Linked DNA regions of Mus musculus: region 2 is linked to region 1. Evidence: chromatin contacts called from ENCODE Hi-C or POLR2A ChIA-PET data. All regions are on one chromosome and are shown on one strand. Each heading gives the region's core, a stretch centred on a gene start or an enhancer-like site at or near the end of the contact. The rest is flanking DNA. Distances are from core to core; before and after follow the strand shown.

Region 1 (3,553 bases), core at 13-2,512:
GCCACTGGGATTTGCCAACTTTGTTCCATATCCTCTCAGCCTTGCCTGCCCCGCTCAGGAGCCTCAGTGCCTTTGTCTGCGAGGGGAACAGTGGCTCTTTGTTCTCTCTGTGTGCTGCATGGAGAACCGTGTCCAGTGCTGGCCTTGCCGGACAGCCAGACCTGGAAGTAGAGCAAGTATGGATTCCTGACCTCAATGGTCAGGCCTTTCAGTGACATGCTCTTAACACTCCCTGAGAAGGACAGTCCACGCCCCTCCCAAGGGGGAGAGCAAGCAGTCTCTGGGGATGTTCTGGGAGCTGAGTGGTCAGAGAAAAGGAAGGGTGAGCTCACATGGAGTCTTTACCCTGAGTCCTGTCCTCACCCTATCTAGGAGACAGAGCTTTGACTGTGCCATCCCTTCCATACAATCCCCGCATCTGTGATGCACTGTCTCCTAAGGGCCCCACCATTGCAGTGTTCCTTCTGTGGTGTTCTGGTTCCAGGAGCCCTTCACGCCCATCTTGAAGCCTCAGATGAAGTCCAAGGTAGTGAGGAGAGACTAGGGCTTCTCTGGGGTGCTTTCGAGTCATCGTCCCTGGAGAATGATGGTGGCTACTCTGGTCACTTGAAGAAAAGCAGAAAGGCTCGTTTATACAACTCAAAAGTGCAATAGTGGCTCACACCTGTGACCCCAACACCCAGAAGGGAGAATCAGGAGGGTGGCTGCAAGTTCAAGGGCAGCTTGATCTACAGAGAAGAAAAAATAGCCGGGTATAGTGAGTCTAGAGGCACAGACAGGCAGATCTTTTGTGAGTTCAAGGCCATCCTGTTCTACATAAAGTGGTCCACGACAGCCAGGGCTGTGTAGAAAAAGCCTGTCTCAAAAAAAGTGGGAAGGGGAGCTGGTGAGATGGCTCAACAGTTAAGAGCACTGACTGTTCTTCCTAAGGTCCTAAGTTCAATTCCCAGCAACCACATGATGGCTCACAACCATCTGTACAACTACAATGTACTCATATATGTAAAAATAAATAAATCTTTTTTTAAAAGTAGGTGGGGGGAGAAAGAAGCGAAGACTCGATGTTGTGGCAAGAGGTGGCCATACTGTGGAATAGAGCCACACCAGGCCTGATGTGTGTCCCGAGTTGCTTTTCTTGTGAAAGGGCTTTATTGGCATAAGGGTGCCTGGAAAGTACACAGAGGAAGGTGGCTGGCTTCCAGACTCAACTGTTTACCTTCTGTAGAGCAGCCAGGAACGCAGGGAGCTTATTTTCCAAACAGCCCCTGGTTGTCAGGTCTACGGGCCTCAGGCTAATGTCCACCTCCTCCACCAATCCTCAGGGGACCCCTGGCCTTTTTCTGCCTGATTTTTTGTCCTTGCAAACTCCAGTAGCCCAAGATGTACCTCTGGATCCTAAAACGACAATAATGAACACAAGCATGCCCTACCTGGTACTCAAACTAGGCCCTGACACTATGCCCCTCCCCAGTACCTGGCCCAGCGAGGACTGGAGATGGAGACCAGCATGGTAGTTCTGTCTGAACTTAAGGAATGTGCCCACTGTCAGTCTTGGGACCCAGTCATCTTTTCATAGCTGCCGTAGTCTGAAAATACTGTCCTTTTGTCTGTGGTACCTGCCACGGCAGAACCAGCAGGCATGGCTGTAGGTCCTTGGGTGCAGCCTCTCACAGTAACCTTCTTCACTTGCCTTCAAATCCTGTCTGGGTTGGAAGAAAATCTAGTGTGGCATCACCACACAGAGCCAGAGAGGCCCTTTGAGTTTCCTCAAGGAAAACTGAAGCCAGGGTTATGACAAGCTGGTGGCTTGGCAGGGCAGACAGTGGCATTCCTCTGGGCCTCAGGCTACTGCCTGCTACATAGCATGGCTGGCCCTTTTTTTTCTTCCTCGGTTCTTGGTGTTCTGGTCGTAGGAGGCAGGAGTATCATTCCCATCTCCCAGCCTTGCTGTGAGGTCTCAGAAGACACCCCAGAAGCAGAGTCAGGGTGAATCTCCTTAACGTCGAGACCGGCCAGACACAATTTTAAACAACAACAAAAGATCCTTGGGTCGCATCCCTTCCGCTCCTCAGTCTGGTGTCCTGCCTGTATTTGGTTTGTTTGGTACACAAGCCCATCACCATGGGAAGGAAGCATAGCCCTTGATGTTTTCTTATTGGGAGGTCCTTTTTTTTTCTTTTAAATAGGGGTGACATTTTAACATCTCTCCTGGCAGACCATAAAAAGTGGGGTTAAGGACAGCAGGAAGGAGCTGTCGTATTCCCAAAGGCTTATCAGAAGAGTTAAAGTAAGGATGTATGTGCAATAGGTGTGAGCAGGGCCTGAGGGGCTGACAAGACAGAGTATGCAGTATGAACAAGTGTGGGGAATTGTCACCACTCATAGGCCTGCTGGGACAGGGGAACCAAGAATGTAAATGGAGCCATAGAGATAGATGGCTGGCCGTCCTGGGAGATGGGCTGTGCAGAAATACCAGGACTGAAAGAGTCATGAGGACCAGGTACAGGGATCAAGCGTCATGACCTACCTTCGATATCACCTTCGCTATGGCCCCTATCTGCCATTCTGCCGGAGGGCAGCAGCTATATGGTTGTGACTTTTGGGATTGTGACACCCAGGGGACAGAGTGGACATGGGGCAGAGGATGGAGGGTGGGTTGGAAGTTTAAATCAATTGCCTTAGGTCTCACTTTGTATCCAAGCCAAACTCCCACCCACGTCCTAGGCAGGTTTTTTTAAAGCATCTGCCCTCACTTGCTTAATTTGTGATTTCCTTTCCCATAGTGATTGGGAATAAAAGGAGACAGGTATGTATGTCATTCGCTTACTGTCTCTTCAGAATGACAGTTTGTAGCTATCTTTTGTCACAAGTGACACAGACCTAGGCAGCCCTGAATCCTCTTAGGCTAGCTGCCCGTGACAGTGAGGAGTAAGTCAGGGGTTGCTTTCTCCAACCTAGTTGAGGCTCTGTGGGGGGTCAGCCAGGTACTGGGCTGGCGCCACTTGCCTCCAAGAGTCTAGCCTGGCAGGTGGTGATGACCATGTGCTGGCGGCAGACATCTGGCGCATCAGGAAGCGTGGTGTCAGGGTGCCCTGGCTGTTGGCAGGTGCTTTTGGCTTGGGGTCAGGTGATGCTGAATACCAGCCGGCCACTCTGGCTCCCTCGAGGCTTGATCCTCTCAGCCCTGTGTTCTTTACCAAACAAACACATTCCCCTGTGGAGCAGTGTGTGAAGTACTCAACTGACCCCCGGCATGCAGCCCTGTACTCCGGCAGCCCTCCAGGGTCAGTGACACGCCCTGGTTTCAGGGTGGAATCCAAGTGCCCAGGTTGTCAGGGAAGCGACTCCTAGACTTGCCAGGAACACCACTTTGCCATGGCTTCAGAGTATCAGGGGAAGAATATCTGCTTAGATGGAGCTCTGACTGGGTGACTGGTCATTTTTCTTAATCTCTCTGAGCTCTGGTCTCAGTGGTTGGGCAGATGAGGTGTGTCCAGTAAATGCTATCTCCATACAGCCAGTGTACATCGTCCCTGCTTGTGTGCCTTTGGGG
Region 2 (3,729 bases), core at 200-2,699, 40 kb after region 1:
TTCTTAGCAAGGCCCCACATTCTCCAGGGTGACCTAAGTAGCCCCATGGGGAAAGCCTTCCGGATAACCCTATTGGCAGAAGTGCTCCCTGAGAGAAGACTAAAAATGGAAGCTCAGACGCCATGACTTTTTCCAGATCTAGGTCATTTTCATCTCCTGGCAGATGTTTACGGGGAAATGTCTATAAACAGTATCAGAACACCAGGGGACAGTCTGTGCCAGGGGTTGGCCCTGCCATGGGAAGCCATCATCAGCTGCAAGGACAGCTGTCTGCTAATGTCAAGAGCCATGTGGGGGTATCCTGGCTGCTTGGGTTCCCAGCTGCAGCAGCACCCCAAGGTGCTTTCCCGAGTAAGCCAGGCAGGAAGCAGGCAGACTCCAGAGCAGCCGCAGCACCCTTCCCATCACCACCGAATAGCTCCTCTGTGACAGAGGGGAACCCAGCCTCGGGATAGCACACAGCCGGCACTACTGGCAGTGTTACACATTGCCTGACATGCACCTTCAGTTGCTATGCCTCCCTGATCATCTGCCCACTTTTTAATCGCTGGGAATTTGACAGTTATGGGGCGAGGGAGTTGCTGTGTAGCTTGCCACAGAGCCTGGCTCACAGCTGCTCCAAGAATGGAATTTAGGATTCCATCAGATTGGGGCACTGCTGAGTCACTGACAGTCAACCCCTAGGCGAGGTCATCACCCCCCAGGGAGGCCATCTAGCATTCAGGTATGTGCAGAAGCACACATACACGAATGCAGGCATGCACGCATGCACGCATGTCCGTCCTCTGTTGCTATCTCAGCGCCAGGCACTCTCCCAGTCCACAGCCATCCTTGGGCACATGAAGACCCATTGCATTCTGAGGTCTGGAGGACAGAGGCCAGGGGAGACAGGAAGTTTGTCACCAGAGAATATCTTATGTAGAGTGGGCAGGGTGGGGGGACCAGTGCCTCCTACCTTTCAGGGATATCCAGTGGCATTGAGTTCAGAGAGGGTTGAAATGAAGCTACAAAGAGGGAACTTCTCACGGGGTCCTCGTGTGTATCCCAGCCTGGTGATCCATGCCTCTGCCTTCCCCAGCTCCATCATCAGCCCTCACTAGACTGTTTGCTTCCATAGACCTAGAACCCAGTGCACACACATGAGCTCTACAGGGCAGTCAGTCCTTCTTCCCTCCCTCCCTCCCTCCCTCCCCACCTCCCCACCTCCCCACCTCCCCACTTACAGAAGCTACATAACACAATTTATCAAAGCCCCATACACCTGCACTTGCTAGTAGATACTGCTTGTAGCAAAAAGAGTGGGGCTTAGCTGGCCTGTGCTGGATAGTGTGTCCTATCACCAGGGGCTTTCAGTCTGTCGGGTCTACAGCATCTGTGTTCTTGGCTGCTTCCCACACTGTTGCCTCATTCTTGTAAGAAGGTTGAGAGGACATCTGTTCACACCTCACTCCCGGCCTGGCACACACTGGTGTTTCCACATGGCTTGGATTCTGGCTTCTGTCCTGCCCAACTGGGCTTCAGGCACACTGTGGTTCTGTGGTGGCTGACCTGAGGGTGACAGTTGGTCAGGTGGCCATCTTTCCAGGATCATTAGCCTTGCTTAGTGACCCCGGAATGTGCCTGGGCTCTCTCCTGGCCATGTAGTGAGTGATGTTGCTCAAGCCACTACTTCAGGTAAGCTGGGGCAACCCCCTGGTCCCATCATCCTCAGGGCCGGTCATGCCAGACTCCATACCCAGCTTGTGATGGAGTAGAAGAGGACCCAGTTGTCCTCCCCACCACACTCAGCCCCCATCAGATCCTCCTTCAGCATGTTGGTCCCTAGAGGAGCTTGAGGCTCGGACAAAGTTGCATTCCAGTTGGCTGAGTATCATGTGACTGTGATAGGGCATGTCAAGGTGCCAGGGAGACCCAATTCCAACCCAGCCTCACTCTCCTGCAGATCGCTCACTGAAGCATATGGGGCCTTAGTTTCCTTATTTGTTAAGGTGTGGCAGTGTGTCCATCTCAGGCACTGTAAGGATGGCCCCTGGGCACCTAGTTCTTGTAGTAAAGTTATAACAAGAGGCGACTCTGACCAAAGGCCTCCTCCTCCTGGCTGGCAGGAGTCTCCTCCCTTTTGGGCCTTTGTGGAAGAGGCTCCAGGTGTTATAAGCAATGAGTAGCACCCAACCTAGGGGTCCCCAGGATTGCAGTGATTCATGATCTGGGGAGCTCTGGAGTTCACAGCCTGCTCTGCTTTATGTGACAGACCCAGGAAATTCAAGGTTTCCCAACTCGAACAGCATAGCTACCAAGTTCACGGATGTTCCTGCACCCTGTCCCACTCGCTATGACTCGAAACTCTTTGGGAGTGCTCAAAGAGGGACTCACTGTCCCTGAGGGTATTAGAGGGGCCCCCTTGGAGGATGCTCACCTCCATCCGTCTTGGGCACCAGCTCTTCGCCACAGGGCCAGGGAGAGGTCATGGTGGGGTCGCCCAGGAAGGTGACTGGCCACCGTGTTGGAGATTGGCAGCTGATGGACTCTGATGCAGCCTTTGGTCTTTGTCTCCCCAGATGGCTATTGTGTTCAACCAAGAGGGCCTGAATGCCATCCAGCCTCCCTGTGTGGTCCAGAACTTCATCAACCACAATGCTGTCCTGTACAAGGTGTTTGTGGTGGGCGAGTCCTACACAGTGGTCCAGAGACCCTCACTCAAGAACTTCTCTGCGGGCACATCAGGTAATCCGATCCACTGCTCCTGATTGTGTCACTCTGTGCCAAACCCTGGGGCAGAGCCGAAATGGATACCTGGTGTCTGTCTCCTGGTCTTCCTTGTTATTTCTGGGTTAGTGAGAGATGACCTGGGTTGAAAGAGTTGTATGAGATAGATAGATAGATAGATAGATAGATAGATAGATAGATAGATAGATAGATAGATAGATAGATAGATAGATGACAAAAGGGTCCTGAAGGGCCATCGAGAGACCCTGTGCCGTAGGCACCTTGGGGCTCCATCCCTCAGAGCTGCCGCCGACTCCAGGAAATTTCTAGAAGCTTCTTATTCCCAGGAAGGTCCCTTGGCCCACCCAGTGATGGTGCCCAGGAGGAGTGTGCCAGAGTGGGTGTGGCCAGCCCAGTGTGGGACATGAAGGAGGGAGATGACGGCTGACCCACCACATTGCATGCCACCCTTGCCTAGTGTGTCCGGTTTGCTAAAAGGGGACCCCAGTCTGAATTACCAGAAGCCTCCGCAGTTGTCAAGGTGTGCCAGGGCTTTCGTAGCAGGCTGTAGCTACCTAGTCACAAAGAGCCCCATGGAGCTCCTCAGGCAAGTCCCAGGGGGCGTAATCACTCACCCCTGCCACCCATGCCTCAGGGAACTTCCCCTGAACAGATGGGCAGGGCCCTAGTGTCTCTGAGATGTCCTGTGGTAGAGGTGTTGACAGGACTCCTTGTCCCAGAGGGTCTTGGAGAAGGCTCTCAGGAGTCTGCCCCTCCCTCTCATGCTCGCTCCTCCATCCATCCTGGACATCAGCTGTGTGGGGCCAGTGAAAGGTGTGCTGACACCAGAGCTGCTCAAAAGAATGTTCTAGCAATCCGGAAGGCCCCTCTTAGGCAAGTTCCAGAGCTTTGTGGGTCACAGCCATGCCTTTAGAAAGAGCATAGCTCAGTCTCCCTGGGGGGTTCTTGGATACTAGATTCCCCGTGAGGTGAGGCTTGTCTCCGCCTGAGAGGAAAGAGCTA

Evidence for each region. A loop is a pair of places that touch in the nucleus more often than their neighbours do. ChIA-PET counts read pairs that join two places held with the same protein, here RNA polymerase II (POLR2A).
Region 2: a map of gastrocnemius shows a loop between it and region 1 (9-fold over the local background). The contact joins two enhancer-like sites. A Hi-C loop is called at or near these places in 1 of 37 maps with a recorded cell type or tissue (gastrocnemius). POLR2A ChIA-PET finds 5 or more read pairs at or near these places in 1 of 5 experiments (Patski).

Annotation. Positions count from the first base shown.
Region 1 is chr12:102,623,601-102,627,153 of GRCm38, reverse strand. The region is part of intron 2 of Itpk1 (inositol 1,3,4-triphosphate 5/6 kinase); the gene reads left to right. Among named protein-coding and RNA genes, the nearest start is that of Mir1936, 60 kb to the left of the region's middle. Within about 2 kb of position 1,262, at least 1 of the 3 ENCODE cell types and tissues checked has a DNase peak (open chromatin) inside an H3K27ac peak, as active enhancers do; it is gastrocnemius, where a contact is called at or near this core.
Region 2 is chr12:102,583,282-102,587,010 of GRCm38, reverse strand. Itpk1 (inositol 1,3,4-triphosphate 5/6 kinase) reads left to right here. Exons shown (of 10, transcript NM_172584.3): 7 at 2,559-2,724. Among named protein-coding and RNA genes, the nearest start is that of Chga, 30 kb to the right of the region's middle. Within about 2 kb of position 1,449, at least 1 of the 3 ENCODE cell types and tissues checked has a DNase peak (open chromatin) inside an H3K27ac peak, as active enhancers do; it is gastrocnemius, where a contact is called at or near this core.